Regions from separate parts of the Homo sapiens genome. Here region 1 is linked to region 2. Evidence: read pairs that join two places in POLR2A ChIA-PET (ENCODE). Cell type or tissue: MCF 10A. All regions are shown on one strand. Each heading gives the region's core, and the rest is flanking DNA. Links, peaks and the distances in the headings are about the cores only. Region 1 overlaps ITPKB (inositol-trisphosphate 3-kinase B). Region 2 has its middle 13 kb from the start of ITPKB.

Region 1 (5,368 bases), core at 52-5,051, 95 kb before region 2:
GAAGAGGGAGGAAGGAGGGGAAGGAGAGACCCAGGTTTACCCTACTCTAGGCTGTGGGGATGTGTGGGCCTCTGGCCACCCCACTTACAAAATGCTTTAGCTATCATCAGGATCATCTACATAACATGCAAAATGAAAATGAGGGGTCCCTTGTCCAAAATTCAGTAAGAATGTCATGATGGGGAAAGCAGAACTTCACCAAGCTCGGGGCCCTTCTCATGCCCTGTGACTGCTCAGCCAGGAAATGGGCCCTGCCTCCTGGGGAGGAAATGGCCCCCGTTAGGAGACAGCAGGTGACCCCAGGCCTGCAGGCCTCTGTGGCCTGCTCACAGCCAATGACCAGAGGCTCCTCAATCCTAGGGCAGGGGAGGGCTCAAGGCCACCGGCACCTGTGGCTCTCTTTTTGGGGCTCAGAGAAGTCCCCTGGAAAGGCCTGGCAGGAGCGGTGAGGATGCAACCAGACCTCAGCCTTCTGCATGTTGTTCAGAGTCTGGCCTTGCTTCCTGTCCCTGCAGTGCTGTCTGAGCCAGTCAGTGGCCACTTGCCCTGCCCAGCCCAGCCTTCTCCGCAGGAGGCCAAGCCACCCAGGGCCAGCACTGTCTGATCCTCAGCTCAGCCCACATGCCCCCTGGGGTCTGCTTCCTGTCTTCTTTCCAGCCAATTCCCGCCCCTCCAAACCAATGTTATATTTCTCAGTGCAATTTGGGGTGGGTAGAAGAAAGGGTTGTGACGCTGGGGGCAGACACTTGTATGTCGTGAGGACTGCAGGTCACTGGCAGCCCTGGTGACCCCCACTCCCATCCACACATGGCACCATCTGCAGCGCACCCGGGCTCATATTCTCTCAGGCCTGTGGAGTTCTGCAGGCAACTTCTTGCTCCACACACCTGTCCCCACGCCACCTTAGGCCCGCAAGGGTGTCAGCTTCTGCTATTAGGGACTTTGCAGAAGAATGACTGAGGATGCTCAGGACTTAGCTAACTCCTGTGTGTATTTTAAAATGCAACCCAGAAACCCTCTTCCCAGGAAGCCTTCCATTGCCCCTCCTGGGTGCTTCCAAAGAGCCCTGGGCACGCTTCCATCCCAGTTCTTCTCTTTAACACAAGAAAGGGACCTTGGTTTACCCTGGTGGGCGCTCAGAGACCCCCAGCAGGTTTCCTGAGTGCCTGGCTGGGCAGGTGCCAAGCCTCACAGCATCCAGGAGGAGGGAGATCAAACTCAGCAGGTGTGGGAGGGGCTGCACTTGCCCATCTGGAGCCCGGTCAGAGGCTGCTGAAGAAATTTCACATTCTGGGCAGGTGCGGGCTCCACTTCATTTCCTTATCAGGGCCCTGACATTCCTCTCCCGGAAGCCACAGCTGTGCTGGGACAACTTCAGAGAAGCAAGGAGGACTTCAGGAAGGCAGCTCCTTCCAGTCCCAGTGTACCCCAAGACAGCTGCCCTTCCTCCAGCCCCCTTCTTGCTGATTTGGCCAGGCCCATAGTGGTTTCACCACCTTGCAAATTAAGGGCTGAAGCAACATACATACTCCTCTCCCCCTCCATCAAGATTTTAAAAGGCAGCCCACGGAGTTGGATGTTGTTCTAGAAGGCAGGATGATGACGCAGAATGCAATTCAAGTGTAGAGGTTGGAACGAACCTTTGTTCTGCAGCCTTCCAGCTGCAGCATGGGCAAACCTCGGCGTACACTGGGCACGGCAGGTATCAATGCACACACCCTGCCCTCCCCATGCAGTCACCGTGAGAGCCTGAGCAGGTGACAGGCACAAACAGCTGCTCTGTAGACTGTCACAGACAGGCAAACCTTCCAGGCTCACTTTGGTTTTTTGCTTCTGTGTCTATTTTCTTAAATTGAAATGATTTTTTCCTCCAAGGCATAGCAGATTGGCAAGCATCCAACTAGGCACTTTCAGAGGGCCTGATCGTGGCCAGTGGTGATCAGATGAGGCTAACTGTGTGATTAATTGCTTACAAAGCTTCCCGTCCCATGCCCATCGCAGCTCCGGGAACTCATGGGGCAGTTCCTTAGGCCCCCAGATGTGTAACTTGGAAAGAGTCAGAGCCCAAGTGAGTCAATATCAGTTTCTGGTTCAAGTCACTGACGTTGCAAAAAGAAGAATGATTTCCCAAAGCATCTTATTTCATGTATGTGGAACTCTGCTAGGCACTGCCAAAGAAAGATATTTTCAAGGTGAATAATAAGATTGCTTGGCAAATTTCATTTTCTAGAGGGGGTTTACATTCTCTTCTTAGCCTCTTTTTCACCTGACTTGTTCCCTCAATTTGCTACTTTTTCCTCCAGCACTTCTCTTTTTATTTAAATAGTTTGATCACTTGGCTTTTATCTTTAGATAATCGTAAAGAAAGAGTCTCCCTTTGTTGTTGTTGTTGGGTAAAAGAGATGAGGGGAAATCTCTAAAATATCAGAAATGGGAAATGATCCCTGGACCCTCTAACACTCCGAAAACGGTATTGCCAGCCGAACTCTGCTGCGTGTGTGCAAAGAGATCACGTTACATGTCTAACATAGTGTTAGATACTAATAAGCTAATAGCTCAGGTAACTCTCACAACACTGATATTGTTGTCTCCATTTTGCAAATGATGAAACATGTTGAGAGGGGTTTAGTAACTTGCAAAAGGTCACACAGCTTCCAGGTTTGTGCCACTTAATTCCAAGGATTTTGTCTCAGCCAACAGGATTACTGGGCTCCCATCATCTCTCTCGGACCTGGGGCTATCTGCTTCCCCCCTATTTATAAAATAGCCTCACATAAACAGCAAGGGCTTTGTCAGAAGAGTGACCTTTCAGATGGGGGAGGCCTGAACAAAGGCCTACTCTCCCCTCCCTCCAAGTCTGTTCCCAGAACGTCCTTACTGACACACGCTCGGGGAAGGCACATCTAACAAAGCGTCGAAAGTGGATGAAGAACGCCCCTGCCAGGGGAGAATTTGTTCTGTGTCAAAGCCTTTGTTTTGCTCTTGCAAAAGTCTGAGTGAGAGTCATTGAGTTTTCCATGTTTGGAAAAAATCCTTTTTTCCTTCCTTCTTCATTTGGTCTTTCTAAAAAAGCAGTTAGGGTTTCCCTAGTGATCATTATTTCCTTCACTGGGGAAAAGCCTGGTGCTTCTCCTAGGCTGCAGAGTGGAGGCGGTGGCCAACTTTGTTCATTGTATTCCCCCTGGCAGGGCCCAGCTGGGTTGGCGGCAGCTGGGTACAAGCCCAGGCAGGTAGGGGCCCCTGGCTCAATAGCTCCCTCCTGTAGCCCTGGTTAGAAACCTGGCTGGGGCCAAAAGCGAAACCTGCCCCTGCCAAAAAGGAGCTGGGAGGGAAGGAGGGGAAGGGCTTTCAAAACCAAGACACCAAGGATCGGAAAAATTAAGCCCAAGGACTTGGCAGGACAGGTAGCTCCAGCTAAAAATAAAAGTCTGGATGTAAGACTAACTGCCTTTCCCCCTTTAACAAACAAGAAAATCCCCCTAAATGCCAAATGCAAAAGCACTTTCAGAAAAGACCCGAGTAAGGCTTTATTTCATCCCCCGTCTCCACCCGCCGTGTGATGTTCCCGCAGGCTGGATGGCACCGAACATCCTCCACAGCGCTGCTCACCAGGCACGAGGTTCTTCTCCCCCGCCCTTTATGGAACCCATGAGCGTAGGGTAGGGATTACTGAGCGCTGTCGGGTTGGTGAAGTCCCTCCTTCAGAAGCAACTGCTGGGCCTGGGGCAGGAGAACGAGGATGATGGGTCCTTACCAGCCCCTGCAGACCGGGACCCCCTGCAGGGGCTACACGAACCAGCTCAGTGAACTAGCTAGCTAAACTAGCTCCAGGTGAGCGCTCTGTCCCCTCCACACCCAATCAGGCTGCGAGGGCTGCCGGGTCCCTGGTTTGCAGTGCGTAGACCTGGTCGGGCTGAAGGCTGGAGCTCCCAACCTGGCTGACTCTTTTTGAGGGACGCCACCATGGTCAATCGACCCCTAGCAGCACATTCTGGCCAAAACCAGGAAAACCCTGAGTGACTGCCCAGCTGTCTCCTGATTAGCTGCCTTCTTCCTGTTGCAACTAGAGGCCTAGTTTCTAGGCCAAGGGCAGCACCCAGACTGGCACCCAGGGGCCCTCCATCATGGCCACTCTTCCTCTTCCACCATAAGCCCTAAACCCTGCCAAAGGAGGTTGCCCAAGGCCCAGACGGCAAGGACAGGGCTCCAGGAGCAGCCCAGGGCCTCACCAAGGCTCCCTGACCACCCATAAGAGGGAGCAGGGTCCCTCCGGGATACAGAGCCACCCCCAGATACGGCCCCACACTCACTCTCTGGCGTGCCCACTCCAATCCGTCAGGGCAAGCCATCCCATACCTGCCCCACCTCCAGGTCTGCTGTGCAGGTGCTCTGCCCAGAAAGCTCTCCCTCCTCCCTTCTGTGTATCCACATCCTACCTCTCCTTCCAGCAGATCCCCTGGAATCTGCAAGCTGGCCCTACCTTGTCCCTGAAGTCTCTCAGGCCACTCTAGCCCCACGCCACTCCTGGAATCCTCCCTGAAGCTGGAGGGAGATGCAGGATGTGGATACGCAGAAGGGAGGAGGGAGAGCTTCCCAGCAGGGCACCTGCACAGCAGACCTGCAGGTGGGGCAGGGAAGGGAAAGGAAGCTGGGGTGCTTCGTGATTCTTGTGTGCCATACCATGTCTCCCAGTGGCAGGAAGGCTCCTGGGGAACTGGGGATCTGTCCTAACCTTCTCTATGTCCCCCAGGCTGCACAGCCGGCAGGAATCCAATACTCCCGGCATCTGGCTGATAAGAGGACCCTGCGGACCCAGCACATGCTAAGGGCCCAGGCCTGGAAGATAAAGCACACCTACACCAAGGCTCACACTGCTTTATGTTCACCTGCTCACACCTGGATTTTTCTAGAGACTTCTCCAAGTAACAAGAGGGGGCATATTTGTGGGAATTTCCTGTTTGGTCTGCTTGGGTTTCTCTCCAGGACCCCACGGCTGGCAGCCTGGCTGGCCCCAGGCCCCAGGGGTCTTTTTCACTCAAGGGTTTGGAGGGCAACCTTTCACTCAGGTTAGTCACTGTTTGCTCACTCTCCCATCCCTCAATCTGTGATGCCCTTGCTGGCAGGCAGGGGACATCTCTTCGTGGGCATCCCCAGTATCCTGCAGGAGCCAGGGACACTGGAGACACCAGCAAAGAATGCTCTTCCTTAGCGACTCTTTCAGGTCTGCACTCCTTCCCTCATCCACACTCTATAGGAGCTGGCATCAAAGGGGCCTGCAATCTTGCTAAACCAGAGTCTTTTTTTGGTTACTCAAGAATCGAGGTGTCCTTCACCCAAAATGGAAATGTTCCTAACCCTCCCTATTGGG
Region 2 (5,368 bases), core at 77-5,076:
CAGAATAATAAGACAAAAATAAGGTAGCTGTATTCTCCAGGGGCTATACAGTCAAAGAGAGGTTATCTGGACTGATCTGTGATTAAGGGAATACTTCCTCAAGGGGCTCAATTAGAATGCCACTACTGTGGTCCTGGAATAAGATGTTGAAGACCTGAAATTTCCCTATTCATCAGTTAATTAATTAATTATTTATTTATTTATTTTGAGATGGAGTCTTGCTCTGTCGCCAGGCTGGAGTGCAGTGGCGCCATATCGGCTCACTGCAACCTCCGCCTCCCGGGTTCAAGCGATTCCCCTGCCTCAGGGTCCCTCGTAGCTGGGACTACAGGTGTGTGTCACCACACCTGGCTAATTCTTTGTATTTTTATTAGAGATGGGGTTTCACCATGTTGGCCAGGATGGTCTCAATCTCCTGACCTCGTCATCTGCCCTCCTCAGCCTCCCAAAATGTTGGGATTACAGGCGTGAGCCACCGTGCCCGGCCTCATCAGTTAATTCTTATTATCCATTGGGTCCTTTGGTTAAGAAGTCCATGGTGGACAAAGGTTTATTTAGTTAGTCTTTTGTTTGTTTTCATTTTTGTTTTTGAGACAGTCTCGCTGCAATGCCCAGGCTGGAGTGCAGTGGCGCAATCTTAGCTCACTGCAACTTACGCCTCCCGGGTTCAAGTGATTCTCCTGCCTTAGGCTCCCAAGTAGCCGGGACTACAGGCACCTGCCACCACGCCTGGATAATTTTTGTATTTTTGGTAGAGATGGGGTTTCACCATGTGGGCCAGGCTGGTCTTGAACTCCTGACCTCAGGTGATCCACCTGCCTCGGTCTCCCAGAGTGCTGGGATTACAAGTGTGAGCCACTACACCTGGCCTGGACATGAGTTTAAATCCCAGTTCAGCCACTTAGAGCTGTGTGAACTTGGAAGTTAGGTAGCCTCTCTTCACATCAATTTCCTACTCCGCAAGATGGGGATATTGCTGCTTACCCTATAGGGATCTTGAAAGATTAAATGACATGGTGTATATGAAAGACCCTAGCATGGGCCCTGCCACATTGGAACTTAGCCAGTAACTTAGGCCACATCCTAAGCAAGACTCACGAGTGCAGAAGGACCTGGATCGAAGTTACAGGCAAAACCGGCTGTGGAAGAGCCTGGTCCTCAGGCTTCTCCTTAGAGGGCAGCCAAGACTGTCACAGACACATCCCACATCAAGGCCCGCTCAGTGGTAAAAGCAAGAGGACCTTGCATCTCCATGTTGTGGACCCTCCTTTGATTTGGTGACCACCTGATAAACACTTGCTGACCCGCCGGGACTGGGGTTCCAGGGCTACATCATCCATCTCTAGCAGCTCTCTAGGGCCCTGAAATGGAGTGTTTCCTCCCCTTCTGAGCTCTCCCCCATCATCCAGCCAATGGTTTAGCACTCGATTGCTTTTTTTTTAAAAAAAAAAAAAAAAAAAGGATCTTGCTCTGTGGCCCAGTCTGGAGTACAGTAGTGTGATCATGCCTCACTATAGACTTGAACTCCTGGGCTCCAGTGATTCTGCCGCCTCAGCCTCCTGAGTAGCTGGGACTACAGGCATGCACCACCATGTCCAGATAATTTTTTCACTTTTTTGTAGAGATGGAGTCTCCCTATGTTGCCCAGGCTGGTCTCAAACTCCTGGACTCAAGTGATACTCCCACTTCAGCCTCCCAAAATGCTGGTATTACAGGCATGAGCCACTGTGCCCAGCCTAGACTGCTTTTAAAGGTATTTATTATGTGCCCATCTCTGTGCTAAACTAAAACACCCGATTTAAACAGGTGTTAAAACAGGTGTTTTAAACAGAAGCAGGGGTGAGGGGAGGAGCTCATCTTGGGCTGAGGCTTTGTTTTTCTGTCCTAGAGGCCATGTGCTCCCTGCTAAGTTGGAGCTGAGAAGCTGGGAATAGGCTGAGATGCTCTTCCTTCACTTGTTCTCCTGAGTACAGCCTCCGTGCTTGTTGTTACATAATTTCTATTAAAATTCCTGGAAATGCAGCTAGAAGAGTAGCTCCCAAAGGAACCCTGAGGCATGAATGCTGAGGTTGAAAGCTTCCCATCTAAACTGTGTCTCCAAGTGCTGACAATGCCAACCCGACTCACATCGTCATTGGTGACAATGCCAACCCAACCAACTCACATTGTGTGCAGGATTCCCAAATGCCCAGCAGCTTCAAAAATAGACATCTTCTCCAAAGAGAGCAGACACGGTGAAAAGCACAAAGATGAATGACTTCAAATTATGAGATGCAAAGAATGCCAACTTGCTCACATTAAGGTAAGGTATAATAGGTTGTAGGAGGTTAGGAAGTCATCTATGAGGCCACCGCTTTTCCAGTGGTTCCTGCATGCCCCCACCCTGCTGTGCTTATTGCCATAAAGCATCACAGAGCACGGCCCGACAGTGGTCAGGGTGCTCAATGGCAAGCAACAGAAACTGTGTATTGCTTCTATAAGCACAAGATAAAGTTATAATAAAGATATGGGGAGCTCATAAAATCATCAAGAATACCAGAAAATCAAGCTTAGGAGATGGGGCAGGAATGGGGGAGGCTCCCCAGGTCAAATCACTCCTGAGGGTTTGTCCAGTGCCACATAAGGTGTTGTCAACACAGCTCCTGCTGCAGCACTGATACTCCTGGAACCTGGACGTGGCCATGCTGCTGGCACCATTACCACAAAGATGGCTTCTCCATGGACCTGCTTCTCTGTGTCAATGTCCAGTGGGTGTGTCTGATTGGCTGAGCTGAGGTGTGTATCCATACCCACCCCCGGAGGCTGGGGAAGCAGGCATCTCAGGCTTGGAGGCTGCTCAACTAAAGAGCCCAGAGGGTCCACTGGAGCCCCAGGGCTGACTTCCAGGCAAGTGAGCAAGTGAGTTCTCACAGCATCTTTTTCTTCTTTTTTCTTTCTTTCTTTTTCTTTTCTTTTTTTTTTTTTTTGAGATGGAGTCTCGTTCTGTTGCCCAGGCTGGAGTACAGTGTCACAATCTTGGCTCACTGCAACCTCCGCCTCCCAGGTTCAAGCGATTCTCCTACGTCAGCCTACCGAGTAGCTGGGATTACAAGTATGCGCCACCATGCCTGGCTAATTTTTGTATGTTTAATAGAGACAGGGTTTTGCCATGTTGGCAGAGCTGGCCTCAAACTCCTGACCTCAAGTGATCTGCCCGCCTCAGCCTACCAAAGTGCTGGAATTACAGGTGTTAGCCACCGTGCCCAGCCATCTTTTTCTTTAAATAATTAAAAAGTGATTAAAAACCGGGCATGGTGGCTCATGTTTGTAATCCCAGCACTTCGGGAGGCTGAGGTGGGCGGATCACCTGAGGTCAGGAGTTCAAGAGCAGCCTGGCCAACATTGCAAAACCCCGTCTCTACTAAAAATACAAAAATTAGCCTGGCGTCGTGGCGGCCACCTGCAGTCCCAGCTACTTGGGGGGCTGAGGCAGGAGAATCACTTGAACCCAAGAGGTGGAGGTTTTGCAATGAGCTGAGACTGTGCCAGTGCACTCCAGCCAGGGTGACAGAGTGAGACTCTGTCTCAAAAAAAAAAAAAAAGTGATTAAAGGTAAAAAGGGAAGAAGACAAATTCATTCAAAAAATGTTACTGAGCAGTTATATGTCAGGCAGTATTCTAGACTGTGAGGATAGAGCAGGGAGTCACACACAAGTCCTGACCTCAGAGAGGCTTCACAGTAATGGCAGATAGGGAGTAACAAGCCTGTATATGTGTGTGTGTGCGTGTGTGTGTGTCTGGTGTGTGTGATGTTGATAAGAGCCGTGGAGAACATGGAGAACAATACAGGCAGGGTAAGAGGGCCTTGGGAGTGCTAAGTTATTTTGTAGAGGTGGTCAGGGAAGACTTTCTGCCTAAGATGATGTCTGAGCAGAGATCTGAAGGATGGAAGGAGGGAGGACGTCATTCAGCCACCAGGGAAGAGTGTTACCCACAGAGGGGACAGCCAGAGTAGAGGCCCTGAGGCAGGAGCACACTTGCAGGGTCAAGGAAGCAAACAGCCATTGTGGCTGAGGCAGAGTGAGAGAAGGGAGCATTGGAGAGAATAAGGTCAGGGAGATAGTCAGGGCTTTTCCCAGGGCAAGAAGAGACACTTTTGGAAAGTTTTGAACACGGAAGTAAGATGACCTGACCCACATTTTAGAAAAAGCCCTCTGGCTGCTGGTGGAGAACAGAGGGTGGAGGGGCAAGAGAGCAGGCAGGAAAAGCATTCAGGGGGCTCCTGTGGGAGGCCAGACTGGAGGAGCAGGGGTGAGGCCAGGCGGGAGAGCAGAGGTGCTGAGAAGGAGGCAGGCTCTGGATGCATTTGAAGGTAGTCACCAGGTTTGATGCATCGGATGTTTTATACTCTTGTGCTCTCTCTGTCTCTCGCTCTGTCTCGTTCTCTCTCTCTCTCTCTCATACACACACATGCATGCGTGCATGCATATACAAGAATACCTACTTTTATTCTACTTCACAGATATTGTTTTTGACAAATTGAAGGTTTGTGACAACGCTGCTTCAAGCGAGTCTTTTTTTTTTTTTTGAGATGGAGTCTCACTCTGTTGCCCAGGCTGGAGTGCAATGGCGTGATCTCGGCTCATTGCAACCTCCGCCTCCCAGGTTCAAGCGATTCTCCTGCCTCAGCCTCCTGAGTAAGTGGGATTACAGGCACATACCACCATGCCCGGCTTATTTTTGTATTTTTAGTAGAGATGGGGTTTCACCATGTTAGCCAGGCTGGTCTTGAACTCCTGACCTCAGGTGATCTGCCCACCTCGGGCTCCCATAATGCTGGGATTACAGGCGTGAGCTACCTGTTGTTTAGTGTATCCACCTTCATCACTTATCTCAGCTGGATCTTCTGGATAACTTCCTGCTGCTTTTTCATTAGCACTTGCTGCTTCTCCTTGCACTTTTATGTTAGGAAGGTGGCTTCCTTTCTTAAACCTCACGAACCAACCTCTTTTAGTGTCTGACTTTTCTTCTGCAGCTTCCTTATCTCTCTCAGCGTTCACAGAATTAAAAAGAGTTAGGGCGGGAGCCACCACGCCCAGCCGAGCAAGTCTATCTTTGCAATTTTTCCAACAGCATGTGCTCACTTGGTGTCTCTGTGTCCCATTTTGATAATTCTTGCAATATTTCAAACTTTTTCATTAATATTATATCTGTGATGGTGATCTGTGATCAGTGATCTTGGATGTTCCTACTGTAATTGTTTTGGGGGTGCCACGAACGGCACCCATAAAAGTCAGCAAATTTAATCCATAAGTGCCGTGTGTCCTGACTGTTCCACCAACCAGTATACCCCATCTCTCTCCCTCTCCTTGGGCCTCTCTAGTCCCTG

What was found. ChIA-PET counts read pairs that join two places held together with the same protein. Peaks named below come from ENCODE experiments on the same cell type or tissue, not always from the same donor. Only the 100,000 strongest peaks of a DNase experiment are listed, where the experiment ranks them.
Region 1: POLR2A ChIA-PET joins it to region 2 with 5 read pairs; 6 of 35 experiments call an interaction of 5 or more read pairs at or near these places.

What each region holds. Positions count from the first base shown.
Region 1 is chr1:226,655,107-226,660,474 of GRCh38, forward strand. The region is part of intron 2 of ITPKB (inositol-trisphosphate 3-kinase B); the gene reads right to left. ITPKB-IT1 (ITPKB intronic transcript 1) reads right to left here. Exons shown (of 2, transcript NR_103784.1): 2 at 974-2,168. Among named protein-coding and RNA genes, the nearest start is that of ITPKB-IT1, 17 kb to the right of the region's middle. RefSeq lists an enhancer at 3,838-4,668. In MCF 10A, for the core only: no CTCF peak of the experiment used is centred there; DNase peaks (open chromatin) are centred at 1,645, 2,015 and 3,255.
Region 2 is chr1:226,749,891-226,755,258 of GRCh38, forward strand. No RefSeq gene overlaps it. Among named protein-coding and RNA genes, the nearest start is that of ITPKB, 13 kb to the left of the region's middle. RefSeq lists an enhancer at 4,410-4,909. In MCF 10A, for the core only: no CTCF peak of the experiment used is centred there; no DNase peak of the experiment used is centred there.